Regions from separate parts of the Homo sapiens genome. Here region 1 is linked to region 2. A link is a loop called in an ENCODE intact Hi-C map of the cell type or tissue named here. Cell type or tissue: psoas muscle. All regions are shown on one strand. Links, peaks and the distances in the headings refer to the core of each region. The heading gives the core; the rest is flanking DNA. Region 1 overlaps HPSE2 (heparanase 2 (inactive)). Region 2 overlaps LOXL4 (lysyl oxidase like 4).

Region 1 (9,088 bases), core at 562-8,561, 410 kb after region 2:
ATGCCTGGGATTTCTTTTTTCCCTTTTCCTGTTGTGTTGGGTGGTTTTATTACTTTAGAACTGGAAGGGACTACATGATCATAAAGGTCTTCTCACTTATAGATGTAGAAACCCAGAGAGGTGAAATTGTGGTCCAAGGTCATACAACTTATTATTGGGGCTCCTTTCCATACCTCTGAAAATAGTTATAAGTTCTACTTTTAAAATTAGCCACTATTAAAAACGTAGATTTTAAAAGGTGCCCCTGGCATGCCATAGCCTCTCCTGGCCATAGGAAAAATTTTGGCAAAGGGCTGGCAAGGGAGCCCATTTGAACAGGGAGGCAATTCTTGGCATCAGCTGTGTCTCTGCACTTTGGCTTTCCCATAATGGCCCTTATACACTCAGGATGAAGTTTCAGAGTTTGAAGATGACCTTCATCTTTCCTTTCCTTCTGTTTCCTTTATGAGGGATGGGGGTAGAACCAGGGACCTTGCAACAATGCTACCATATGGTCATGGCATTTGGTGTCCCTTGAGCAATTTTCTCTTCACAATGAATCCCTGTCTTTCATCTATATGGAACCCACTATATTTGCCAAGTACCTTTTCATCTACACTCTCAGTGAACCTCAAAACCTTCCTAGTTAGGTTCCATTATCCTAATTTTCAAGAGGAGAAATTTAAAATGTAAAGAGGGAGTAGGCTGAATTGGCACCAGAGGCCAGGACACATCTCAGGACACCCACCTTGAATCTGGACTGCTAGCCATTCTTTAGCTCCTCCTTGCCCTGACACAGCCTTCCTCCCAGGGTGTATGAGCCTGTTTGGCATAGGATAACCTGCACTAATGCTCCCCTGGGAATCACAAGCCCGATGCAGGCTGAGAAGACAGAGAGGCTGATGAAGGTAATGGGAAATAATTATCTCCTTCAAAGGATACATAAGAAAAGTCACTGGAAGCAGCATGATAAAACTTGGACTAATGAAGTCCCAAAGGATTCTGGTCTTGGAGAAGAAAATATAGTTTACTGGTTTCCAAATCTCTGTTGCATCAGAATCACTTAGGATTGCTTTTAGTTTATTTAATTTTAGTTCCTGAGTAGCTAATATATGTACAAGGCTCAGAAATCAAAAGGAACAAAAAGCATATGGTAAAAAGTCTCCTCCCATCTCTATGTCCTAGTGACTTTATTTCCCTCCTTGGAGGCAAGCAACAAATGCTATCAGTTTCTTTTATATAAGTGACTTTAAGCACATATAAGCAGAGTATATATTTCCCCAAAACATATTTTTATATAATATTCTATGCACATTGTTCTTAACTTTCCTTTTTTCACCTAAACAATATATCTTTGTTTCATATCAGTCCACAAAGAGCTTCCTCTTTCCCTTTTTAATCTGAATTAGTATTCCATTACAAGCCTGTACCATAATTTTTATCTAGTCAATTCCCTATTACTAAACATTAAGTTGTTTTTAATTTGTTGCTATTACAGACAAAGGTGAAATAAATGACCTTGTGCAATGAATGTCCAAGAGAACTCAATTTAAGTCTAAACTCTTACACTATGCAGCTGTGTGGCCTTGGGCAAGTCAGTTAGGACTTCAGCCTTTTCAAAATGGAAGGAATCTTCTTTTTGTTTATTTGTTTTATTGAGATGGAGTCTTGCTATGTCGCCAGGCTGGAGTGCAGTGGTCTTGGCTCACTGCAACCTCTGCCTTTTGGGTTCAAGCGATTCCCCTGCCTCAGCCTCCTGAGTAGCTGGGACTACAGGCGCGTGCCACCATGCCCGGCTAATTTTTTGTATTTTAGTAGAGACAGGGTTTCACCATGTTGGCCAGGATGGTCTCGATCTCCTGACCTCATGATCTGCCCGCCTCGGCTTCCCAGAGTGCCAGGATTACAGGCATGAGCCACTGTGCCTGGCCAAAATGGAAGGAATCTTAACGACCATTTGTTGTAGCATTTTTCCAAAGTATGTTCATGGAACACTCATCCCAAAGGGTGCCCCCCCGGAAACTGACAGTACACATTAGACTGAGAAGACCACAGTGAACATACATGAATTAATCTAGGGTTTCACAAATATATTTAATAATACTATGAAGCCATAAAAAAGAATGAGATTATGTCCTTTACAGGAACATGGATGGAGCTGAAGGCCATCATCCTTAGCAAACAAACACAGGAACAGAAAACCAAATACTGCATGTTCTCACTTATAAGTGGGAGCTAAATGATGAGACCACATGGACACAAAGAGGGGAACAGACACTGGGATATAGTTGAGAGTGAAGGATGGGAGGAGGCAGAGGATCAGAAAAATAACCATTGAGTACTGGGCTTAGTACCTGGGTGATGAAATAATCTGTACAACAAACCCCTGTGACATGAGTTTACCTAATAACAAACCTGCACATGTACCACTGAACCTAAAATGAACAATTGTCATGCTGTGGAATTTTCCTTAGAATGCACTTTGAGAAAACAATGTCTAGTCTAGTCCAACCTCCTCTTATTTTACAGCTAGGAACTCATAGAAGTTTTGGATAATCAGCATCTAATACATGCTTGAACAGTATAGCTCAAAAAATACTGTTTGACTTGCATTAAACAAACAGAGATCTATTTAGGGAAATAATACAAGCCTATATAATAAATTTAGAAAGATTTAAAAAACAATAAAGAACAACTTGATGAGACCAAGATAGGACATGATAGGACCACAAGAGTTTAGAAATAGATGAAGGTCATTTAATATTTATAGGGGAAGTAAGACTTAATATGGGTCACAAAGGATGAACACACATAAGGGCAGGGGTATGAGGGTTAGCCATTCCACGAAAACACAAAACATGTTCTGGGCATAACGAAAATCAGTTTGATTAGGCCCCCAGTCTTCACCAATCTTCCTTTAGTTCCCTCATTCAACAATCACTACCAAGTATCTGCTATGTACCAGGCACTGTTCTAGGTACTTGGGATAGAGCAGTGAATAAGAGACATGGAACTTATATTCTAGAAGGAACTTAGATTCTAGAAGGGAACTCTGCTCTCATGGAACTTATATTCTAGAAGGGTGAAAAAAACCTAATAAGGGACTCATATTGAGGATAAGTGCTATAAGAAAAAAAATAGGGCTAGAGGGTTCTAGGGCTGACTAGAAGTGGCTAGTATGTGCCACTCTCACAGAGAGGAAACAAAGTGGTAAATAGTGACTCTTCAAGTGGCTCTTTTAAGAAAACATGTTGGGATCCAACAAGGGAGCAAGGGGACACAGGAAGAACAGAGAAGACTGAAGCTGAGGAGCCGCCTGCCCTGGACTAGTGCAGAGCCAGGAGATGCTCCCTAATATGGGGAAAGAATGAGAACGTAACAACCACCAGGTGATCACAGTTCCCACAAGGACCTGTGCAATCTTGGGAACAGGAGAACTTTCCTGAACCCCATGGGCCTCTAGACTGATACAGAGAGCCACCCAGATTTTTGTAGAGGTACCACTCAAGACCACGGGGAGCCCCACAGGCCTTGGATCCTTGAGCAGCCTGGCACCAGCTACCATAACGCCAGTAGTGGTCACAGTCATGGTGCCAGGGAACAGTCAGACTGATCCATTCCTCTTTGTCAGACAAAGCTCGGCTCCCACTTCCAGCACGGTGACCTTGCCCTTGTCTGAACACTGTGGGTAGGCTCAGCTCTATGTTGGCTGGGGAAAAGGTGAGATGGCTGACTCCACCCACCCCTGCTGCTTCTAGTAGAGTGGGACTCGCTGGCTCGGGCTTCCAGGGCAGCAACTCTGCCACTGCTTGAACTCTGCTGGTGGGTACAGCTCTTTGTTACCCTGGTAGGCACCCAGATGGCAGACCAGATGACTCTACCCATCTCAGCTGCTCCTAGCCAGGCAAAACTTGCTTGGGCTTTCAGTACAGTGGCTGGGACCCTGATTAAACTCTGCCAGTGGGCACAACTGTGTTACCCTGGTAAACACCCAGATGGTGGACCGGGTGATTCCACCCACCCCCACTGCCCAAGCAGGAGAAGAGCCCCCACTCTCAGAACACTGAATGGGGTGAGATGCCTGGGTTTGTGGGCTGGCAGGGAAGCAGGGCCTACCTTCTTCTGCAGGGCCAGTCCAAGAAGGGTGTAGCCTGTTTGCCAGCCAGGGAATCTGCTTGAGGCAGCGCCATGGCTCAGAACACCTGGCAAAGGAAACGTGGGCACAGTACCACCGATCAGAAGGGGCTCTTCCAAGGCCCAGGAATGGACCTGGTAAAGGGATCACCTCTCTCACCCTCTATCACAGAGCACTATCGACAATGCGCTGAAATACAAAAGAGCCCGGTGGCTAAGGGCTTATCTATCGGCCATCGCTCTCAGGCGCCATCTACTGGATGGTAATCCAAATTACAACACTAAAAATATTTCGCCCGTATATAGCGCCTGTGAAACCTAAGGCAAAAATCTAGACACAAATAAAGATCTTGTTAAGAGCCTTTGCCCTCTGAAAGCACCCAGAAATGAAGCCAACTGACTATACTCATCTTACGTCACAAACAAAGAAAGACAAGCCCTCTCAGATGAGAAAGAATCAGCACAAGAATTCTGGCAATTCAAAAAGCCAGAGTGTCTCCTTACCTCCAAAAGAATATAATAGCCACCCCAACCCCCAAATGGTTCTTAATCAGATTGAAATGACTGAAATGACAGACACAGAATTCAGAATCTTGATGGCAAGGAAACTCATTGAGATCCAGGAGAAAGTTGAAACCCAATCCAAGGAATCCAGTAAAATGATCCAAGAACTGAAAGATAAAGTAGCCATTTTATGAAAGAACCAAACTTAACTTCTAGAATTGAAGAATTCACCAGAAGAATTTCATAATATAATCAGAACCACTAACAGCAGAGTAAACCAAGCTGAGGAAACTCTCAGTTTGAAGACTGACTCTTCAAATCAACTCAGACAAAACTAAAGGAAAAAAAATTTAAATGAACAAAACCTCTGAAACATACAGGATAATGTAAAGAGACAAAATCTATGACTCACTGACATTCCAGAGAGAGAAGATAAGAGAGTAAGCAACTTGGAAAACATATTTGAAGAAAGAGTCCATGAAAATTTCCCCAATCTCTCTAGGGATGTGGACATGCAAATTCAAGAAATACAGGGAGCCCCTGTGAGAGACCATGTAAGACAACCATCCTCAAGGCACACAGTCATCAGATTCACCATGGTAAATGAAAAAGAAAAAATCTTAAATGCAGCTAGAGAGAAAGGTCAGGTCATTTACAAAGGGAACCCCATCAGGCTAGCAGCAGACCTTTCAGCAGAAAACTTACAAGCCAGAAGAGATTGCAGCCTTTTTTCAGCATCCTCAAAGAAAAGAAATTCCAACCAACAATTTCATATCCCACCAAACTCAGCTTCATAAGCAAAGGAGGATACAATCCTTCTCAGACAACCAAACAGTAAGGGAATTGGTTATTACCAGACCAGCCTTATAAGAAGTCCTTAAGGGAGTGCTAAACATGGGAACAAAAGGTTGATACCTGCTACCACAAAAGTCACTCAAGCACATAGCCCACAGACAATATAAAGCAATTACACGATCAAATTTACAAAACAAAAAGCTAATAACATGATGACAGGATCAAAATCTCACATATAAATACTAACCCTGAATGTGAATGGTCTAAATGCCCCACTTAAAAGGCATAGAGTGACAAGCTGGATAAAATGACTAGACCCAACTGTCTGCTGTCTTCAAGAAACCAATCTCACATGTAATAACATCCACAGGCTCAAAGTAAAGGGATGAATAAAGATCTAACATGCAAACAGAAAGCAAAAAAGAACAGGAGTAGCTATTCTTGTATCAGATAAAACAGACTTTAAGTCAACAATCAGAAAGGACAAAAAGGAGTATTGCATAATGATAAAGGATTCAATTCAACAAGAAGCCCTAACTATCCTAATATATATGCAGCCAAATTGGAGCACCCACCCAGATTTATAAAACAAGTTCTTCTTGACCTATGAAAAGACTTAGACAGCCACACAGTAATAGCAGGGGACTTTAACACTCCACTGACAGTGTTAGATCATTGAGGCAGGAAACTAACTAACAAGGAAAGTCTAGACTTACATGCAATTCTTGACCAATTGGACCTAATAGACATCTGCAGAACATTCCACCCAACAACCACAGCATATACATTTTTCTCATCTGCTCATGGAACATATTCTAAGATTGACTACATGCTGAGTCATAGAGCAAGTCTCAATAAATTTAAAAAAATCAAAATAATACCAGGCATACTCTTGAACTGCAGTACAATAAAAATAGAAATTAATACCAAGAAGATCTCTCAGAACTACACAAAAACATGGAAATTAAACAACTTGCTCCTGAATAACTCTTGAGCGAACAATGAAATTAAAGCAGAAATAAAAAATTCCTTGAAACTAATGAAAATGGAAACACAACTTACCAAAATCCTTGGGATGCCACTAAAGTGGTGGTAAGAGAAAAGTTTGTAGCACTAAACACCTTCATTAAGTAGTTAAAAAATTTCAAATTAATAAGCTAACATTGCACCTAGAGAAATAAGACAAAAAATAATTATTTCTAGAAGAAAAAGAGTAATAATTAAGTCAGAGAAGAACTGAACAAAACTGAGACCCAAAAGTCCATACAAAAGATCAATAAAACCAAGAGTTGGTTCTTCAAAGGAATAAAAAAGATTGTTAAACATCTAGCTAGATTAACAAAGGAAAAAAAAAGATTCAAATAAGCACAATCAGAAAGACAAAGATGACATTAAAACCAATCCCACAGAAATAGAATAGAATAGAAAAGATCCTCAGGGACTATTATGAACACCTCTATGTACACAAAGTAGACAATCTAGAGGAAATGGATAAATTCCTAGAAGCACACAACCTCTCAAGATTGAACCAGGAGGAAAGTGAAAGCCTGAACAGAACAATAATAAACTCAGAAGTTGAGTCAGTAATAAAAAGCCTGCCAACTAAAAGGAGCCCTCACACAGATGAATTCACAGCCAAATTCTACCAGATGTACAAAGAAGAACTGGTATCAATCATACTGAAACTATTCCAAAAAATAAAGGCGGAGGATCTCCTCCCTAACTCATTTTATGAAGCCAGTATCCATCCTGATACCAAAATCTGGCAGAGACACAATGAAAAAAGAAAACTTCAGGCCAATATCCCTGATGAACACAGACACAAAAATCTTTAATAAATATTAGCAAACCAAATTTAGCAGCACATCAAAAAGTTAATTCACCACAATCAAGTAGGCATTATTCCTGATATGCAAGGTTGGTTCAACATATGCAAATCAATAATTGTGATTAACCACATAAACAGAATCAAAAACAAAAACCATATGATTATCTCAATAGATGCAGAACAAGCCTTCAATAAATTTCAACATTGTTTAATTGCAAAAACCCTCAACAGGGGCTAGGCATCAAAGGCACATACATCAAAATAATAAAAGCCATCTATGACAAATCCACGGCCAACATCATATTGAATGCGGAAAAGCTACAACCATTCCCCTTGAGAACTGGAACAAGACGAGGATGCCCACTCTTAGCATTTCTATTCAACATGGTATTGGAAGTCCCAGCTAGAGCAATCAGGCAAGACAAAGAAATAAAAGGCATCCAAATAAGAGAAGAAGAAATCAACCTATTTCTCTTTGCTGATGATATAATTTTATGCATAGAAAACCCAAAAGGCTCCTGGAACTGATAATTGATCTCAGTAAAGTTTCAGGATACAAAATCAATATACAGAAATCGGTGGCATTTCAATACACCAATAACATTCTAGCTGAAAGCCAAATCAAGAACACAATCACATTTATAATAGCCATAAAAAATAAATACCTAGGAATATATCTAACCAAGGAGGGTAAAATACATCTATAAGAGGAATTACAAAATACTGCTGAAAGTAATGAAATTACACAAATAAATAGAAAAATATTCCATGCTCATTGATTGGAAGAATCAATATTGTTAAAATGGCCACACTTTCCAAAGTAATTTACAGATTCAGTGTTATCCCTATCAAAACACCAATGTCATTTTTCAAGGAAGTAGAAAAGACTATTCTAAAATTCACATGGAACCAAAAAGGAGCCCGATTAGCCAAAGCAATCCTAAGCAAAAAGAACAACGCCAGAGACATAATGTTACCCAACTTCACTAAAAGGCTACAGTAACCAAAACAGCATGGTATGGGTACAAAAACAGACTTATAGACCATTGTAACAGAATAGAGAACCTGGAAATAAAGCCACACAGCTATAACCATCTGATCTTCAATGAACTTGACAAAAATAAGCAATGTAGAAACGACTTCCTATTCAATCAACGGTGCTGGAATAACTGGCTAACCATATGCAAAATAATGAATCTGGACTACATTTCACCATATACAAAACTCAACTCAAGATGGATTAAAGATTTAAATGTAATACCTCAAACTATAAAAGTCCTAAAGAAAATGTAGGAAATACCCTTCTCCATATGGTTTTGGTAAAGAATTTGTGGCTAAGTCACCAAAACCAATTGCGACAAAAACAAAAATTGACAAGTGGGACTTCATTAAACGAAAGAGCTTCTGCACAGCAAAATAAATTAACAATGGAGTAAATAGCCTAGAGAAAATATTCACAAAGTATGTATTCAATAAAGGTCTACTATCCAGAATCTATAAGGAACTTAAATAAACAAGCAAACCCAAATAATCCAATTAAAAATAGGCAAAGGAGATGAAGAGATGCTTATCAAAAGAAGATGTACAAGTGGCTCACAAACATATTAAAAAATACTCAAATCACTAATCATTAGAGAAATGCAAATCAAAACCACAATAAGATGCCATCTCATATCAGTCAGAATGGTGATTATTAAAAAGTGAAAAGTAACAGATGCTGTTGAGGCTGCAGAGACAAGGGAATGCTTATATACTGTTTGTGGGAACGCAAATCAGTTCAGTCATTGTGGAAAGCAGTTTGGAGATTTCTCAAGGAACTTAAAACTGAACTATCATTCATTCCAGCAA
Region 2 (9,088 bases), core at 441-8,440:
AGGCCTTGGTGATGGGGAGGTCCACTCTCATGCCCCATCCCTGCAGGGGAGGGTCTGATGGATGGGCCCAGTGTTCTCCCCAGGGTGCCCTGGACAGAGAGGAAGCCAGGAGCTCACTGACAAAGATGAAGGATATCTTGGTGTCGAAATTTGGCCACGAACAAGGTCAAGTGGCCACTTGGGTTGATGCTATCTGTAACCTTTGGGCTGGATATAGTCCATCTTGGCACTGACCTGGCTGGGAGATGTCAGAGATGCTGCTGCCCTAAGAATCTGGGTTTGTGGGGCAGAGCAATGCCACAGATGGCCTTGTCCCAAAGTCTTTTTGGGTAAATCCCACAGCTCAGGAAGAGAACACACAGCTGGGCCTTGGCCCCGGGTGTGCTCATATTTGTATGTCCTCTACGACAGCTTTCAAACTGCTTTTCTGACTACAAACCACAGTAAGAAATACATTTTATGCTGTAACCCAGTATACACATAGTTCCAAGGAAAAACTGCCCTTGCTGTTTTCTGTCCTGTTTCATTGTTTGTAACTGTTGGTCATAACCCAAAGTTGAAAACCGCCGTTCCGTGTCCTTGTGCTTCCTCATGTTCTCAGTGTTCTTTCTCACAATAACTCCGTGAGGGGGCAGGGTATGGATCCTGATGGGATGGGTGATTTGGCCACACAGCTGGGAAATGGCAGAGCTGGTACTTTCATTCCCCCATGCTGCTGGCCATAGACCTGGGACCAGCATGCAGGGCCCTCCCTGAAGGGGAGCACAGGCCTACCTGTCCCCAGCCCTGTGAGCCCTCCGTCACTCACTGTCCATGCAGGAGACTCCAGCCAGGAAGCGCCCGCCACCGTGGGAGCAGTGCACCGGCCCGTGCCTCTGGCACTGCTGCAGGGCCAGCTCTGTGCCTGAGCAGCGCACCCCACTCATCACCACCTCCTGGGCCCTTGGCGTCCCCGACCAGAACCAGGTTTCCTAAGAAGACAGCCAGCGTCACCCAGTCAGCGTGCCTTTGGAGTCACCTCCTGACTCCCATCTGAGGTGTGGCCTCAGTCATACCACCCCCACCGGGTTGTGTCCAGCCTGGGCCTGAAAATCTTCAGTGATGAGAACCCGAATTCCCTGGGGCAGTCCATGACACATTTGGACCCTTCTGATGTTAGAAATCCCCACCACATATGGAGGTAAAAATCCACCCACCGTGGCTTCCACTACTGGCCCTACACCCCTCTCTCTTCCAGATGGCAGAGGAGGGTCCTGTTCCCCGCCCCTCTCCCTGGGGGCTGTGCTCACATTTCCCCAGCTGCTCCTCAAGCGGCCCAGATCGTCAGTTGTGCTCAGGGTTGCCCAGTCCACACTGTGCGGCAGCCAGTGTGGGTGCAAGTGCAGAGGTTTCTCTGTTGCGGTCATGCCTAAGTCCTCTTGATTTTATTTTTTGATGTATTTTAGATCTATCCACTTATTTCTCCTGGACTACCTGGTCCAGTCCAGCCTCATTTCTCACCTGGGCTACTACAATAGCCTCCTGAGTGTGTTTCCTTGCATTCATGTTAATCTCCACCCAACGTTTTCCAAACAGCAAAGGAAGAAATCTTTCAAACATGTGGATTGCAAGCTTTGAGTGATCTTGCCCCTGCCTCCTCTGCCCTCATGTTTGACAGCACTCTCGAGAGAGAGCCACACTACAATCCCTGGCCCTGATTTCCTCAGCTGAATCAAGCTTTCTCTGGCCACAGGGCTTTTGCATAAGCTATTCATTCCTCCTCCACCTTGTCTGACTAATTTCTATTCATCTTTCCTGCAGATGCAAATGTGTCCCTCATTGACGATTTCATTAGGACTATGTCTTCTTGTTTACCACACTGTTCCCAGCACTCAGCATCATGTCGGCTCATAGTTTCACTCAGTAATGAATTGCCAAATGGGCAAAGAGGCAGCAGCTTTAGCACAGGAAGTTTTGGGCCTCAGAACAGGAGGGTGAGAGGTCATACGGAAGAAACAACAGAGGGACCTACCTTGTAGGCATGGATGGCAAAACCCAGGCCGAGCTGTCGGCAGGCCACCATGGCTTCGGTGAGCCCCCAGTTTTCACTGCACACGCTCCCCCAGCGTGGGACCCCGTTCACCTCCACCTGCACCTCCAATAGCCCCTCCTCAGGGATACGCCCACCAGCCAAGCGCACCTGCAATGGCGAGGGGTGTGTGAGGAGTGGGGTAGCCTTGCAGGGAAGAGCTCAGGGCTGCGAGCCTGGAGGTCTGCCCAAGCCAGCTCACTGTGTCACCCTAGACAAGACAGTCCCCTTCTCTGCCTTGGTCTCCTTCTCTGTAAGGTGAGGACAGTGTAGCAGGTAGTCTCTAATGTCCCTGCCTGCTAGAGAAATCTGACTCAAAGTGCCTGGACCAGGGGCTCCTCCTGCTCTGGCACTTGCCCTCCACCATTAACGACAACTGGCAATTTGCAAAGGGCTTTCATGTCCCTTGCCTCATTCACAGTGACCCCCTGAGAGCGTGAACCCCATTTTACAGTGGCACCAGTGACTTGCTCACAGTCCATGTTAGCACTGACACTTTGCCCTGAGCATCCCACACAGACTCCCTCGTGCCGACAGCCCTGTGGCCCTCTTTCCCAGGCACCTTCTTTCTCAGCTTCACAGGGGACCCGAGACGGGTATGGGAGAGCACATCCATCTGCAGAGCCCCTGTGGCCTCTGACATTTCGGAGGGGCTGCAGCCAGGTCGGCTCTAAGGGAAGGCAGACTGGTGCCCAAAGCAGAAGCGCTAGCCGCTCCTCCTGGACCTCTCCCCGCTAGCTCGATGTGGTGTCCTGGGGACTCCCCAGGGTTTCCCGGCCCCCAGCCTGAGGCCATGCTCAGACCCAAACTCACCTGATTCTGAAAGCCCATGTTAGGGACATTGCACCTGACAGCAGCATCATTCTCATGTTGGCAACCATTCTGGGACCCTTCCAGGGCAGGGCAGTCGCTGAGGGTCCGCTCATATCCCCTGCAGCGCACCTCACTCAGGTGGATGGGCCCTAGCCCTAGATGGGGAGAGAGGTGCTGTGTGCGAGGCTCCATCTCCGTAACCCCACACTTGTGGCTTCCCCTTCACAGAGGGGGATAACTTTCTGTCCTGGCCCTGTCACCCCAGGGCCTTCAAGACATGGACCAGTGGCATATCCAGGCCTTCTAACCCCTCCCAGGCTGTCTCACTCACCTTGGCCCAGCCGGGCCCCAAAGAGGGCCTCCCGAGCAGAGCCAAAGCCCAGCTGACGACACACGACACTGGCAGAGATGAGGTTCCACCTGTGGTCACAGACCGTGCCCCACTGGCGGTTCATGAGCACTTCCACCCGGCCCTCGCCCACCTGGGCCCCGGAGCGCAGGCGCACCCTCGGCTCCTGCTGGGAGAAACCTGCTTCAGGGACGGCTGAGGAGGAGGCACCAGCAGGGGCTGAGCCCCCACAGCGGGATCCCCAACGGGGCTCCTTCAAGTTCCATGGCGGTGGCCAGAGCCAAGGATGGGGAGTTCCAGTCCTGCTTCTGACTTCCCATAGCTGTCACCCTGAATAAGCTGTTTTTCTTGATCTCCATTTCTTCAATGACCAATCACCCCCACAGCCTCATCAAGGATGCCGTCTCAAGTGTGGCGCTAAGGCATCTGTACCACCTCACAAGGCCATCTCAGTGTGGCACTAAGGTGTCTGTACCACCTCACGAGGCTATCTCAGTGTGGCACTAAGGTATCTGTACCACCTCACGAGGCCATCTCAGTGTGGCACTAAGGTGTCTGTACCACCTCACGAGGCCATCTCAGTGTGGCGCTGAGGCATCTGTACCACCTCACGGCATCTGTACCACCTCATGAGGGCATCTCAGTTTGGCACTGAGGCGTCTCTACCACCTCATAAGCACTTGCTCATCTCCTCTTTAAAACAAAGGAGCAGGCTCAGGAGCAGGCTCAGGATCAGTACCAGCCCTCAGTGGAATGTAGTTAGGATTTAATTACTGTTTTTACGGTCACCTTCTATTCAAGGCGGGTGATGTCAGCTTTCCATTTATGGTAGGGCTATAAATGATCCCTTTTAAATACATTCCAAGGTTCTACAGTTCTGTGATTCACTCTCCTCCTCCCAGTCTGGTTCCTCTCTCCTGCGTGTCCTGGACCTCCCCGCACCCCCCACCAGGCAGTGTCCCGCCCGTGCCTCCAAGCTGTGGTGTGAGTGCAGGATGCCCAGGGCTCACCTCTGCCCAGGACCCTTTGCGTTGTGGCTTTGTCTTCGGTGGGCGGAAGTGAGGCCCTGCCACACAGCTGACCACAGCGTGCATGCCACCTGGGCAGGCTGGCCGCAGCTTGCCCCGGGCTGGAGCCACCTGCACCTGGCAGTTGGCCATGTGGGGCTCTGTCCCCAGGCAGGTGACCTGGTGGATCCAGAAGGAGTTCTTATTCGTCAGGCTCTTCAGCCTAGAGGACAAGGGAGACTGAGGGTGGAGGAAGGGCTGAGGGAAGAGCTTCAGGACTAAGGGAGGCCAAGGTAGAAAGGAGGGAAGGGGAGGGTAGGGGATGGGATAGAGGCCCTTCATGCCACACCCCTTTGCCTCCTCCCTCTAGGGTGCTGCTCCTCACCTAGACTTAGGGTCCCTCATCTTCAGATCCCAGACTTTCCTGTTATGGGAGAAAACAGATAGGAGGTGGAAGGGGTGTGGAAGTCCCACCCCCTGCCACCTGGTTCCTCATAGTTGTCCTTAAGTTTGCACAGGACTTTACATTTTGTAAACTTATTCACTAATCTGATTTCAATGCTGAGCTTCACAGCAGCCCTGACGGGGTGGCCACCTCACAAATAACCATTTTACAAGGAAGGCAAGCAAGGTCCCTCGGCCAGTCCTAGAGTGGGGGCAGGTGGATCAGGCTTGCCCTCTCCGAAGTCCAGAGGAAGGGGAGCATTTAGGGAGGGCCCAAGAGAAGGGGCCCTCTGGGGACAGGTGGGAGGTGAAGGCCTTGCTGGTGGGGGCGGCCCGCCCAGAGACACCCAGGCTACCATCAGGCCTGCCCTCCTCATGGGTGGCAGGCAAGTCAGCGAGACCCAGGTGTGCAATTACCAGGCAGGGGGAGTCAGGCTGCATCCCAGGATCCCCAAGGATGGAGCCAGAGGCTGACCAGCACCCCTGTTTCCTCAGAACGGGGTTCCTCTAAGTCACTGCAACAAGGGCCTTCTAACCCTTTAGGGAAGCAGGATCAAACTGATTGGGGTGGCAGATGACTCAGACGTACTACGGGAGACTTCTCACTTGATGGGAAACACACAAGTCCTCCCTGACACGGATCTGGCAGAACCATGACTGTGGCTGTCGTTTACTGGTTGATGCAATCAGTTGTGACAGTTCCGCCTTGTTTCTGACAGAATATTTTTATGTCTCCTCTCTCCAGGTGCCCCACCCCACGCCTCACTTACACACAACCCAGTCACAGCCTGGCTTGATCAGAGCTGAGGAAATTCAGGAGGGAAGCGTTGGGATATTCGCAGTGGAATTGAGGATGGAGGCTCAGAGGCCCTCCCCAAAGCCCTAACGCCAGTCACTGGCTGAGCTGAGGCCAGAACAGTTTGTCTAAACTCTACACGTGGGTGTCACTGCAAGTATCTGCAGGAAAGTCTAGTGTTTTAACCAAGGACACGCGGTTTTATGTTCAACTGTTTTCACCGGGGGCGGGGGGTGGGGGGGCGTTCTGTACCTAGTTAATTCTGTTTACATAATTCGAGAGTGCAGTGTTTGTTTTCTGACTGTTTCTAGGTATTTCCCAGGATCCTGAAGGTCCTCCTTATTCACTTTCCTGTTTATTATTCTGAGGCACCCGTGAAGCAAGAAATCTGGGCACATTCCTCAGTAGGGCCTGTTTTCTCTCCCCCAATCCCAACACCTGCTGGATGTCCTGCCACAGACAACACCACTGCCAGTCAGTACTCACTGAACTCTGCGAGGTCCCACATGCCACACACATCACACACTCGCCTGTGTGCATACTTACTTGCCCCTCACATGAGTCCACACTCAGACTCATGCACACACCCTACATCACATGCACGCACATGAACACACACTCAGTCCCTGCCCCACAACCCTGCCTCCTGTGGGGCCTACGCCAGCCGCCCTCCTACCTGTAGTAGTGGCTGTCGACAGGCACCTCGCTGGGGAAGCCCAGCATCCCGCACACCACCCTGCTGTTGTTCATGGTCCAGCCCTGGTCACACACCTGCCGCCAGTGGCCCTCATACTTCACCTCCACGGCTCCCTCGGTCACTGGGCTATGCTGCTTGGCACTGGCAAGGATGGGCTTGAGCCGCACCTCCTCCAGCCGCCGGCCCTGCGGGGTGCACAGTCACCTGTGGGCCTCGGGGCTCCTGCTCCTCCAGTGGAGCCTGCTGCAGATCTTCATGCAGAAAGGCTGGGGCTTGGAGCTTTTCGAGACCATCCCACCCAGCCCGGTCATTGAACAGGCCAGGAAACTGAGGCCCAGAGAAGGGGAGGCATTATCAAAGGCCACAGAGTAAGTGCAAGGCAGAACCTCAGCTTGTCTAAGCCCTTTCCCTCAGTTCCTCGAATTTGTCAAATTGGAGAGAACTAGGCAGATCTGGCCCCCGCTGGGATCAGGATGGGAGCCCTTGGAGTTTGGGAGGCTTTTGCTGGGCATGGAAGGGCCTTCTCTGTACCACCCTGAGAGAGCTGAGATGGGCATAGACCAGCTGCTTGAGACCACAGCAGGATCCTATGGCCCACAAGAACCCCCAACCCTAGCCCTGGGATGACTTAGACCAGTACAGAGTCCCCATCACAACACGCTGCATTCAGTGGCCATGGCCAGCTGTCCTGAGGCTGGAGGCTGCCTGGCAGCAGAGCCCTGCCCTGCCCGCTCCTGTTGTTTGGCTTGGGCTGTTTTTAGCTCAGGGTTGTTTGTGCTGGGAAGAGGCAGCAATTGTGGCCAGGCCTCATGGATGAGGGAGCCCCTTACCCAATGCTGTCTCCCTTACGGGAGCAGCTTCTGCGATTCCCAGTGGGGTCAGCTCTGGTCCTCTGGCCTGCCTTGCCTCAGGCTGGGGCCCTCTATTTATGCACCTGCTGCAGGGCACACTCAGGAGTCGGCGGCCTGGGGACGATGCTCAGTGCAGACTGCACCCTTTCCCCTCGCTTATCCTCTAGGCCCGTCTTCTGGGAGGCTCTCTGTTCTCTGACCCAGCCCTTGGCTCAGACCAGAGCCTGAACAGCCTCCTCACCTGGGGCCCAAGGGCATTGGAGACAGTTTCAGAAAGGTAGCCACGATGGCGCCGGGGGTGGCATATCACCCCTACGTCTTCTGAGTGACTGCAGTCACTGACTCCCCAGCCATTAGACCCGCACTGGTCCAAGGAGCTCTCTGTGCCCACACAGCGCACATTGTCCAGCCAGATGGGTCCTGTGGAGTGGAGGTGATGCTCAAAGATGGCACAGAGAGGCAGGTCACAGGCTCTGCCTCCTGCATAGGACCCCACACTTACCAAGTCACCTCTTCCAAACCCTGGGAGAAAGTGGCAGGGAGGAGGAAGTTTGGGTCTCCTGGGGAATAAGTATTTATAACCCTGCCTGCTACCTCCTTTGGGTGCTGGCTCTTAGAGAATCTGTTTTTGGAAAATGCCGGGTAGCTCTAGGAATCAGACCTACCTGTTTGCCCATTTTTTCATTCAACATTCTCTAAGCACCCACTGTGTGCCAATTGCTATGTTCAAGGAACTTAGAGTTTAGTGGTGGTGACGGCGGTGGCCTTATTACAAGAGAGAATGGGAGGGTGGGAGTAGGGGCCATGTGCAGCTGAGGCACTCAGGAAATGCCGTGTGGAGGAGGTCACATGAGCAGGGTATTAAAGGATGGGTGGGTGTCAGTGAGCCCAGCCCAAGAAGACTGTTACCATCTCCTTGCCATCCCACTAGGTGGCACCAGTCACTCACCCTCCCCTTGGCCGTACTTGGCACTGTGGGCCCAGGTCAAGGCAGCTTCGAAGCCCAGCTGGCGGCAAGCCACTGTGGCCTCCTGGATAGCAAAGTTGTCATCACACACGGTGCCCCACTGGCCCTGGTGCAGCACCTCCAGGCGGCCCTCCTCTGGCTTGCTCTCTGGGCCCACCAGCCGGAGCTTAGTGGTGCCCAGTGACTGTGGCCTGCTGGGAGGGGGCTGGCCTAGCAGCAGCAGGAACAGAAAGAGGGTGGCTGGTGGGGACCACGCCATGGTGACTTCAAGGACAGCTGAGGCCAAGATACCTGAGGAATGAGTAAACATGACAGTGATCACCACCTCTACCCAGATCTCAGACCTCTGCAGCAATTTGGCAGCTCCTGGCAAGACAAAGGAAAGAAAACCCCCCTCAAATGTGTGTGTGTGTGCACGCGCACACACACACACAGTGGCATTAATTGAGTCTGGGCCAGGTTAGCTGATTTGGTTCAAATCCACCACATTCGCCATGACCTTGAGGAAGTTTAAACTTAACCTCACTGAGTCTCAGTCTCCTCATCTGTAAAATGGGGATAGTAATCTCCATCTCACGGTGTTGTTGAGTGTTAAATAAAACACCGTATGGAAAGTGCTTAGCAAAGTCCTAGCATTGGTGAGTACACAATAAACAGCAGCTCTTATACACCTAAAATCTTATGTGTAGGCAGACGAGGTGGTCCACCATTTGAGTCACGGGGATGCCCCCAGGGTGCCCTCAGGTCAAGACTATCTACCCCAGGGACACTGCCACCACCTTCTGATGTTCCTAGCACCCTAATCAAATGTGTGAAGTGCCGCCTTCACCTAGAAGGCACATGGAAGGCTGGAGCAGAAAGGGCTATTAGATGGGCATCAAGGACTCCACCACTCATTGGCTGCATGGCTTGGGCAAGTCTCTTCAACTCTCTAGGTCCTGACTCTTTCTTTCTTTTTTCTTTCTTTCTTTCTTTTTTTTTTTTTTTTCGAGACAGAGTCTCTCTCTGTCGCCCAGGCTGGACTGCAGTGCTGCAATCTCAGCTCACTGCAACCTCCGCCTCCCAGGTTTAAGCAATTCTCTGCCTCATCCTCCTG

Evidence for each region. Peaks named below come from ENCODE experiments on the same cell type or tissue, not always from the same donor. Only the 100,000 strongest peaks of a DNase experiment are listed, where the experiment ranks them.
Region 1: it touches region 2 in a loop (4-fold over the local background); 4 of 110 quality-filtered maps call a loop at or near these places.

Annotation. Positions count from the first base shown.
Region 1 is chr10:98,660,283-98,669,370 of GRCh38, forward strand. The region is part of intron 6 of HPSE2 (heparanase 2 (inactive)); the gene reads right to left. Among named protein-coding and RNA genes, the nearest start is that of HPS1, 220 kb to the left of the region's middle. In psoas muscle, for the core only: a CTCF peak has its summit at 4,366 (motif pointing left); no DNase peak of the experiment used is centred there; H3K27me3 peaks cover 624 bases.
Region 2 is chr10:98,254,769-98,263,856 of GRCh38, forward strand. LOXL4 (lysyl oxidase like 4) reads right to left here. Exons shown (of 15, transcript NM_032211.7): 2 at 7,975-8,283; 3 at 7,267-7,445; 4 at 6,154-6,359; 5 at 4,623-4,661; 6 at 4,241-4,460; 7 at 3,213-3,396; 8 at 2,882-3,036; 9 at 2,012-2,179; 10 at 809-971. The coding sequence starts at 8,251. Among named protein-coding and RNA genes, the nearest start is that of LOXL4, 8.9 kb to the right of the region's middle. RefSeq lists an enhancer at 6,716-7,605. In psoas muscle, for the core only: a CTCF peak has its summit at 7,953 (motif pointing right); DNase peaks (open chromatin) are centred at 863, 5,002, 5,467 and 8,013.